Linked DNA regions of Mus musculus: all the other regions are linked to region 1. Evidence: chromatin loops called from intact Hi-C (ENCODE). Cell type or tissue: left cerebral cortex. All regions are shown on one strand. Links, peaks and the distances in the headings refer to the core of each region. The heading gives the core; the rest is flanking DNA.

Region 1 (4,592 bases), core at 919-3,418:
TGGTGAGATGACTCGGTGGTAAAGATGCTTCCCACTGGACCCAAGTTCAGTCTCCAGGATCCACGTGATGAAGAAAACTGACTCCTGCAAGTTGTCCTCTGACCATCACATGTGTTCCATGGCACATGTTCATGTGTGTACACGTATATGTATGTGTCTATGTATATGAAGTATATGTATATGTATACACAGGGTGGGGAAGGAAATAGACCTGGAATGATCTTTGAAACCTCAAAGCCCACTCGCAGTGACACACATGTTCCCACAGCATTGACCACGCCGTGTGCCTGCAGTGGGGCCCCAGAGCACAGGGACCAGGCTGGGTGGGGGTGGGGGACAGAGAGCTGGTGAGGCAGCTGTCCCAGCTTCCTGTTGCCCCGAGAAAGGTTGTCACAACTGTAACCCAACTTCAGGAGGGAGAAGAGGAGGAAGGGGAGGAGCGAGAGAGAAGAAAGGGAAGGAGGAAAGGGAACAGAGAGAGGATGAGAAAGGGAAGGAAAAGGGGTAGGGAAAAGGAAGGGGAAGAAAGAGGGGAGGAGGGGGCTGGTGAGATGGCTCAGTGGTTAAGAGTGCCGACTGTTCTTCCAAAGGTCCTAAGTTCAAATCCCAGTAACCACATGGTGGCTCACAACCATCCATAACAAAAATCTGATGCCCTCTTCTGGTGTGTCTGAAGACAGCTACAGTGTGCTTACATATAATAAATAAATAAATAAATAAATAAATATTTTTTAAAAAAAAAGAGGGGAGAAAAAAACGGGAGGAGGAGGGAGGAGAGGAGGAAGGGGAGGAGAAAGGGGAAGAAGGGAGGGGGAAAGAAAGGGGAGGAGGACAGAGGTAGGGGAGGAGGACAGAGGAAGGGGAGGAGGGAAGGTATGGGAGCCAATGTAGCCCTGAGTGACTATGCATTGTTGACACAGGCAAGGCCATGCCACCAACCAAGGCCTTGTGTCCAGTGGGACACTGGCACCCCTGGGTCAGGCTTGGGAAAAGCCAAGCTCTCCCTTGGTCCTAGAATCAGTGTTTATGAATATTAAAGAGTCTTAGAGTTCAGCTATTGTGAATAGACACCATGACCACAGCAACTCTTATGAAGGCAAACGTTTCATTGGAGCTGGCTTACAGATTCAGAGGTTTAGTCTATTATCATCATAGCAGGAAGCATGGCAGCATCCAGGCAGACATGGTGCTGGAGAAGGAGCTGAGAGTTCTGCATCTTGATTCAAAGGCAACCAGGAGAGATTGCGGTCCTCGGGCAGCTAGGAGGAAGTTCTCTTCCACAATGGGTGGAATCTGAGCATAGGAAGAGACCTCGAAGCCCACCTCCACGGCGACACACTTCCTCCAACAAGGCCACACCTCCTAACAGTGCCACTCCCTATGGGCCAAGCATATTCAAACCACCACAACCAGTATAGGGGGAAAGAAAAAAGAAAAAAAGAAAAAAAACCTAGACATTGCAGCTTCCTCCTCTGGGACGTTGTATCCCCAGACGACCCATCTACAGAGACCTCTCCTGCAAGTTTAGGTGACTCCACCGCTGTACACTCTGAGGTTCCAGTTTGCAGGTTGCTGTGGTTGGTGTGGTTCCGTCAGAGTGCGCACAGCCCCCCTGACCCCAGCTCTCCTTCATTTACTTACCACCCCAGTCGGGCTTCCAGACCCCTCCATGCAGATCATTACAGGAGGGCGAAGCAGCAGCCGCTAGTCTGGGGAAAGATGAAGTCAGTTCGCCAGGTCCCCAGGCAGATTTTGAACTTTGTGGTCTAGCTCTCCACCTTCAGGATGTCATTATTGCCTAGGTGACTCAGTTCTCCTTTCAAGAGCGCTCATCTCTAGCTCCCCACCCCATGTTCTTCTGCGACCCCCTCATCCCTTCACTGACATTGGCGCCCTCTTCTGGTCTCCACAAGCGCTGCACGCACATGCTGAAGATAGCGCCCAGGATTTCATGACAGCCAGGCAAGCGCCCTACCCACTGAGCGGTATCTTGGCTTTTCTTACATTGGAATCACCCACCTGATTATAGAATAGAATACGCTGATTGGCCAGGATCACTCTCCACCTAAGAGACTCGGTTTAGGCGGGGCAACCACCATCAGTAAGTACCTCCAGGGCCCTGAGGTCTTATCTTCAAGAGGGGCTAGGCAGAAACCTCAAGACCCATCCACCATGCCAAGAGTCCCTTTCTGACTCGTCTCCTAAACCGAGCTCAGCTGGGGAAGCTTGAGTTTGTGCCCAGAATGGGATTTCCCACGCAGAGCCACCAAAGCACCCACCCATGCAGGACCCAGGAGACACCTGCGGTGGCAATGTGGGCTCAGCCTTCAGTGCTCCGCGCAGATGCTGTGAGGTCTCACGGGTCCTCTGCCGTGGAACCTCATGGAGGAGCTGCCTGTGGTGGCGTTTGTGGGATGAAGCCAGCATGTGCATTTGGAGATAGCAGCCGATTCCATCTCAAGGATAAAAAAGGAAGGCGCGAAGGAAATGACATTTACGTGCTAGGAAAACCATCCCGCTCCAAACTGCCTCAGAGGAGGGAGCGGGGAGGTGGGCGGTGCCTCCCCCGCCTCCGGGCTGAGGAGCATCTGCTGGGCCGCCAGCCTGGCAGCAGGGCCGGTTCCATCCCAGTGCCCAGGGCCACCCCCACCTCCATCTGCTGCAAGATGGAAATACCAGCCTGTGTGCTCACAGAAACGGGGAGGGAAAAACAGTGTCTGGAAGGGAAGGGGTGCTAAGGTTTACTCCTGGGGTTCTGTTGGGAGCAGCCTAGCGGTACCTGGTCACCCTGTGCTGGGGAGAGGCCAGGCCTGGAGGCTGTGGGGAGCTGCCTACCCTAGCAGGCTATTTACACATGGACTCAGTCACCAAGCTGAGTCTCAAGTTTCCTTATCTGTAGAATAGAGCCAAGCCTCTCCTCTGGGCAGTTGTAGAAATGCAGGCATGCACAACTCCCTGGAGCCAGTGATCAAGGACATGAACCTTCATCTCTGCCCTTAACACCCCCACCCCACCCCGAAAAGGAATGGGTGACTGTAGTGTTTGAACGAGAATGGCTCCCACGGGCTCATATGTTTGAATACTTGGTTCCGGTTGGTGGAACTGTCTGGGAAGGACGAGGAGGTGTGGTCTTGTTGGAGGAGGTGTGTCATTGTGGAAGGGCTTTCAGGTTTCAAAGACTGGTACCATTCTCCGTGTTCCCTCCTGCTTTCAGATCCAGATGTGAGCTCTCAGCTGTTCTTGCTGCCATGTCTTTGCTTCACCGGCATGGACTCCAGTCTTCTGAAACCATAAGCCCAATTAAATGTTTCCTTTTATAAATTGCCTTGGTCATGGTGCGCTGTCCCAACAACAGAATAGTAACTAAGACAGTGGCTAGTTACTCATGCAGTAATTGTTACAACTGAGGCTCCCCCATGCCGGAGACCACCACATATACAGCTGGTGTCTAAAACCAGCCACAGTCCCCTGGGATCCTAAACTCCAGCAGCCCCACCTCATTGCTCATTTCTGGAGTCCACCATTCCTCCTGTCATCCCAGCTCTGACCTCGACCAACTCTCTTTGTTTCAAGTGTTGCTTCCTCAGGGAAGCCTCTAAGCTCACTAACCGCACTACTGCAATCTCTCCTGGCTCCTCTCTCCCAAACCACTGCTGATATATATCCGGCTGGTGATTGATTTATTAAAACAAAATCTCCTGTACCCCAGGCTCACAAGAACTTGATAGGTAGCCAAAGAGAACTTCTGACTACTCCCCACTTCTACCTCCCCAGTGCTGGGATAACAGGCCACCATGCCACCATGCCACCATGCCTGGTTTAAGAACCATAGGGATTAAATGGAGACTTTGTGCATGCCAGGCACTACCAACAGTCACATCCCCAGCCATCCCAGCTAGTTCTCTGAGCAGCCTCATTCCTCGCCTGAGGCAACATGACACAATCAGTCACTTGCCGCTCAATTGTTCCCAATTCAGAGCAAGCACAGGTCTCACCCACCAAGACCCAGGTAGAAGCAGCCAGTGGAACCCCAGGGGTGAGGAGTGCCTGTCAGAGAAGTCTCTGTCTCCAAATTCCCAGCTTTTCCTGGGACAAAGCCTGGGCAGGCTTTTACTATTCTTTCCCCCGCCATAAAAGACCACAAAAATTACAGATCCAGGCAGCTTGCAAGAGCTTTTGTCCCAGAAGACCAGCTCCTCCCTCACAAAGAGCCCTCTGGAGGAAGTTGCCTGCTGTGAGGACCCAGGAGAGAAACGTGAGTTTTGGGCTGCCTGCCTGTCTGGAGGAGAAGCAGCCTTCTTTGAGAAGCCAAACATCTTCAGCATGCAGGCGTCGCCCACCAGCCATCTGCCCCAGGTTGAGTTTGGCCTGCCTCTTGGGAGCCAAGAACTCTGAAAATGGTCCCCAGGGGCCAGCAAGGCCAGCCCAGCCCTCCTCCGGCTGGCATGAGCTCATATGAGCCCGCAGAAGGAACCAGTTTTGGAAACACAGCCCCTTGGTGGTGCGCCTAGCCCCACCCCCAACCATGCCGCAGAACACAATAACAGCTGGGATGTGAGACACCAAAAAAGGTCTCATCCGTGTGACAGATG
Region 2 (2,500 bases), core at 1-2,500, 60 kb after region 1:
CTTGTGCATGGGTCATACCCACATTACACCCTAGAATTCCTGTGTTCCTGCCAGGCTTCACAACATCACAGGCTACTGTGAGGAGCACTGGAGACCTCACACAAGATTCTACTGTCTGATAGTCCGGAGAAGCTGTGAAGCCCAAGCTGCCGAGCCCTGGTGAGTGGGACTGGGGACAAATGGCTGCAGTTTTCTTGCACACTTAGCACCCATGCTGTCAGGGCCTAAGGTGACTCTCTGCAGGACGTTGGCTGTGCACACATTTTGAGATGTTTAGATGTCTACCGATACAACAAATCAGAGGATCTCTACACACTGTGAGGACCTGTCATGGCCCTCACTTCAGAGGGGAGAAGTGGAGACCAGGGAAAGGCTGGAATACGAACATAGTCGATTCCATTCTGCCCTGCTTTCCCAACCAACCTGCTGGCTCCCCACCACTGACTCTTTCTTAATAAGAGAGTGTGTAGATTTTACATCCTGACTGTTAGAAATAAAGGCTGCGTGTATCAGCTTCCCTTGCAGCTAGCAGTGACCATATGACTACGTGCTGACCAACTAGGATGTCAGTAAACGTGTGAGTAACTTGTGGGGCACAGGTGGATGCCAGAACTGAAATGCAGCTATGACGGCAGGAGCTGCAACAGTCCTTTTGGGTAAAGCAGTGACTGTCCTGGTTGCTTGTCAGCGTGACATAAGCTCGAGTCACCTGGAAAGAAAAACACCTCAATTGAGGAATTGCCACATTAGATTGGACTGTAGGAGGTCTGTGTAGGCATTTTTGTTGTTGTTGTTGTTTTAATTAATGATGGATGTGGGAGGGCCCAGCTCTCTGTGGGTGGGGCCAGCCCTGGGCAGGTGGCCCTGGGATATAAAAGAAAGCAAACTAAGCAAGCCACGAGGAGCAAGCCAGTAAGCAGCACCCCTCCACGGCCTCTGCATCAGCTCCTGCCTCCAGATTCCTGCCTTGAGCTCCTGCCCTGACTTTTCTCAGTGATGGAGAGTGACCTGGAAGTGTAGGCTGAAATAAGCCTTTGCTTCTCCATGTTGCTTTGGTCACAGTCTTCATCACAGCAAAAGAAGCCTAACTAAGACAGCGACCTTGGAAAATGGAAGCCATGTAGAATACAATGATAGGTTGGGAAAGCCCTGGATCCCTAGGGCACATCGCAAAGCAGGATTACACAACCAGCCCTGCACTGCCTCCCTTTGGACTCTTTCCTACAGGAGAAATGACCTCTGCTTGTCCGAAGCTGCTTTCCTTGGGTCTGTTTGTCACAGCCTGGAGGTTTTATACTTAATAAATGTCACAACAAGGAAGGGGTTTCAACAGCCTACTCTTAGAGAACAAGCCCCTTGTTTTCTTGGAAACAGAACACCTGGCTCACAGTGGTGCTATGGAAGTTGAGAGGCAGCTGAGTTGGTGCTCACAGGTGGCACTTTGTAAACACCCTACTCTCTCAGGTGGGCCTGTCTCTGCATCTGCAATACCCGCCACCCACGAGCCATCTGGCTCCTCTGACAGCATCAATTAACAGATTGCTTCCTGCAAGCCAGATCCTCCCCAAGAATTACAAAGCAAAATAGAAACAGCCCTCTCAAGTGTGGGGCACGGGTGGATGCCAGATCCAAGCCAGCCAGACTGGCAGATCGTGGGCTCCTTCCTCCCTGAGCGCACCTGACAATTTGGGACTCACCAAGGGTACAGCAGGGAGTTGAAAACAAGCCCAAGCTGGGCAGTGCTTACTCAAGGAGGGGTGGGAGAGAAAGGACAGCTCCTGGCAGGGACACATTGGACAAGCAGGGAAGGTGGCACCGAACAGCAGCAAGAACTGACGTTTCTGGAACTGTCTCCAACATTGATGGGACCCCAGAGTCACAGTGTAGGCCCAGTGACAGGATCCTGCAGCAGTGACAGGACTTCCTTCTCATTCACATAAGCTGGAGCCCTTCTGTGAGCGCCGTTCCCAGCTCTGATTCCACCTGACCTCTTCCTGCGTGGCTTTTTAAAAATTATGTTTAATTTTACTTATGTGGATGGATGTTATACCCATATGTGCACTGTGTGCTCCCGGTACCCTTGGAGGCCTGAAGTGGGCATCAGATCCTCTAAGAACTGGAGTTACAGGTGGTTGTGAGCCATGTGGGTACTGAGACTGGAACCTGGATCCTTTGTAAGAGCAGCAAGTGCTAGGGGAGCCATTCCCCTAGCCGTATTCCCAGGTGGCTTTTGAGGGCTAGGTCAATGTGCAACGCTGACCACTGATCCTAACTGCCCTCTCCGTTAGCACCAATAGGAAGAGAAGACTTGGTTGGCCCAGCCGAGGGAAGAGCAATGGATTGCATGTCAGTATCCAGACCTTCACTCCTTGTTTCTGACAGGGCAGGAAGTGTGTGTGTTTACACTGGGTGGCTGATATTTATGGAGACTTACCTGTGTGTGCCAGGAACTCACTTATATCTTTCAGAAACCTCTTATTTCTATGTCACCAAGAAGGAA
Region 3 (2,500 bases), core at 1-2,500, 110 kb after region 1:
GTTTTGTTTTGTTGTTTCTTTTTTTCCCTTATGAATATTGATGCTTTCTTTTTTAATTTATTAGATATTTTCTTTATTTACATTTCAAATGTTATCTCCTTTCCTAGTTTTCCCTCCGAAAATCCCCTATCTTCTCCCCCCTCCTCCTGCTCCTCAACCCTGCTTCCTGGCCCTGGCAGTCCCCTATAATGGGGCATAAAGCCTTCACAGGACCAAGGGCCTCTCCTCCCATTGATGACCAACTAGGCCATCCTCTGCTACATATGCAACTAGAGCCACGAGTCCCTCCATGTGTTTTCTTTGATTGGTGGTTTAGTCCCAGGGAGCTCTGGGTTTACTGGTTAGTTCATATTGTTGTTCCTCCTAGGGGGCTGCAAACCCCTTCAGCTCCTCGGGTACTTTCTCTAGCTCCTTCATTGGGGACCCTGTGCTCCATCTAATGGATGACTGTGAGCATACACTTGTGTATTTGTCAGGCACTGGCAGAGCCTCTCAGGAGACAGCTATATCAGGCTCCTGTCAGCAAGCTCTTGTTGGCATCTGCAATAGTGTCTGGGTTTGGTGGCTGTTTATGGGATGGATCCCCAGGTGGGGCAGTCTCTGGATGGTCATTCCTTCAGTCTCTGCTCCCAACTTCGTCTCTGTAACTCCTTTGTTTTGTTTCTAAAACATGGCTCCAGAGTCAAGTCCTCCCTCTCCTTCCATGTGGCTTTGGGACTCCAAGCACACTTTGAGCCTCCCATCTGTAAAATGGCTGTATTAAGAATGTGCTCCCCTGGGGCCTTGCTGAGGGGTGTGGTTTTGTTTGGTGGAAGCAGGACACAGGGAGAATGCTAAATGGTTGAGGTGGGTGAAGGAATGAGCTGCAGGAGCCTGAAAGAGCTTGCTCATGGGGCCTGGTGGCAGGGCTGGGGCCATGTGCCATTGTGAGGATGTCTGTGCAAGACCTGCTACTGCCAAGGCATTTGACACACGCTATACACGGAGCAATAGCTACCATTTACCAAGCACCAGCTTTATGCGAAGTGCTTAGGAGTAGACATGGCAGGCTAGCTGCTGACATGGGATCCCAGAGACAGCCAGAGGCAGAGCTGCTGTGAACCCAGGAAGCCCAGTGGGTGGGCAGGAGCTGGGTCCGAGTGAGAGAGAGAGTAGCTGGTGATGATTGAGCAAGTTACTGATTGGTTGAGGGAAGGGTTCAGACAAAGGCTTATACTTTAGCCCAGGTTAGAATGGAACTCAAGATGTAGCCCAGGCTAGCTTCAAACCTGTGGCAACTTTCCTGCCTCAGCTCCAGGAGTACCAACCAAGAGTACAGCTGTGAGCCACCACATTGGCTTTTGGCAGGTTCTTAAATCACAGAGGCAGCCAGGGTAGATGTTGGCCTTAATGCAAGGGTTTATTCCAGGAAGCTGTGTAGTTCTTAGTGCCTGGGCTCTTCCTGATTCCCCACAGCACCACTCTCTGCATTTGGGTCGTCTTCTGCACACACCAAGAAGAAAGTCTGCCATCTGCTTGGCACTTGGGGGTTTACAGTGAGCTTTTCCATCCATCAAAGTTAGACAAAAACTGAATCTGTGAAACTGTTATGTCAGAGACAATTAAAACAGCTTTCAAGGGATGAGGAGCCCAAGGGCCTGGTGGACCACAGACCTCTGAGTCCTAGCCAGGCCCTTTTAACTCGGAAAGCCGTAGCCTCAAGAGTGGGTGGCGGGTGGTATGTATTTCAAGACAGTCAGCATCTCCATGGCAATGTGAAGTCACTGCCCCCGTGGACTCTGGGGACAGTAGCTCCCCACTCATTCCACAGAGTGAGACTCCACGGAGCCAAGAGCCCTAGGGTGTAGGCGACGGCTTTTCTCAGTTTCCATGTGGAGATGATCCGGAGGTAGAGAGTGAGTGGGCGTGGATCTGCAAGCAAGGGAAACTTCAAAGGCACTTCTGACAGCCGAGAGCTGAGCGCAGAGAAAAGTTAAAAAAAAAAAAAAGTCTCATGAATGAATTGGGGTGGGCATGAATGGCTGAAGAGCCCTTCCTGTTCTCAGTTGACAAACTGGAACTTGGAATCCGGAGCGATGACAGGACAGTGTGGAGCTTTTTCTGAGGCTGAAAATGGCAGGACATGAATGACACACACCTGCTATCCCAGAGTTTGGGAAACTGAGGCAGGAGGATTATAGGTTCAAGGAGAGCCTGGGCTACGCTATGCCTCAGGAGAAAACGAATTCTGTGTGACCGAGCGATACCAATGCACACACGTGTAGGTAGGAGAGCTGCCTCCCAGCTCAGTGGGTCACCACGTTTAGCAATTCTTTATGTTTCCAACTAGGTAGAAAAACAGAACAGGATTTTAAACTCAACAGGAAATATGATTTATACTAAGGTGAGGCTTACTCATCCTGACTTGATCCTAACAAATTCTTTACATTACTGAAATACTATACTTTACTCCATAAATATGTACATTAAGTGTGAACTAAATTGTTTTTATTATTTTATT

Evidence for each region. A loop is a pair of places that touch in the nucleus more often than their neighbours do. Peaks named below come from ENCODE experiments on the same cell type or tissue, not always from the same donor. Only the 100,000 strongest peaks of a DNase experiment are listed, where the experiment ranks them.
Region 2: it touches region 1 in a loop (3-fold over the local background); 2 of 42 quality-filtered maps call a loop at or near these places.
Region 3: it touches region 1 in a loop (8-fold over the local background); 6 of 42 quality-filtered maps call a loop at or near these places.

The regions. Positions count from the first base shown.
Region 1 is chr2:168,439,014-168,443,605 of GRCm38, reverse strand. It overlaps Gm33413 (a long non-coding RNA gene), which reads right to left and starts at 4,087. Exons shown (of 4, transcript XR_867021.1): 1 at 4,000-4,087; 2 at 2,302-3,282; 3 at 2,020-2,065; 4 at 1,201-1,709. In left cerebral cortex, for the core only: a CTCF peak has its summit at 1,902 (motif pointing left); a DNase peak (open chromatin) is centred at 2,509; H3K27ac peaks cover 1,232 bases.
Region 2 is chr2:168,379,843-168,382,342 of GRCm38, reverse strand. The region is part of intron 1 of Gm33262 (a long non-coding RNA gene); the gene reads right to left. Among named protein-coding and RNA genes, the nearest start is that of Gm39992, 22 kb to the left of the region's middle. In left cerebral cortex, for the core only: no CTCF peak of the experiment used is centred there; a DNase peak (open chromatin) is centred at 1,533.
Region 3 is chr2:168,329,876-168,332,375 of GRCm38, reverse strand. All of the region lies in intron 1 of Gm33262 (a long non-coding RNA gene), which reads right to left. Among named protein-coding and RNA genes, the nearest start is that of Gm22704, 4.6 kb to the left of the region's middle. In left cerebral cortex, for the core only: a CTCF peak has its summit at 1,521; DNase peaks (open chromatin) are centred at 1,545 and 1,861; H3K27ac peaks cover 435 bases.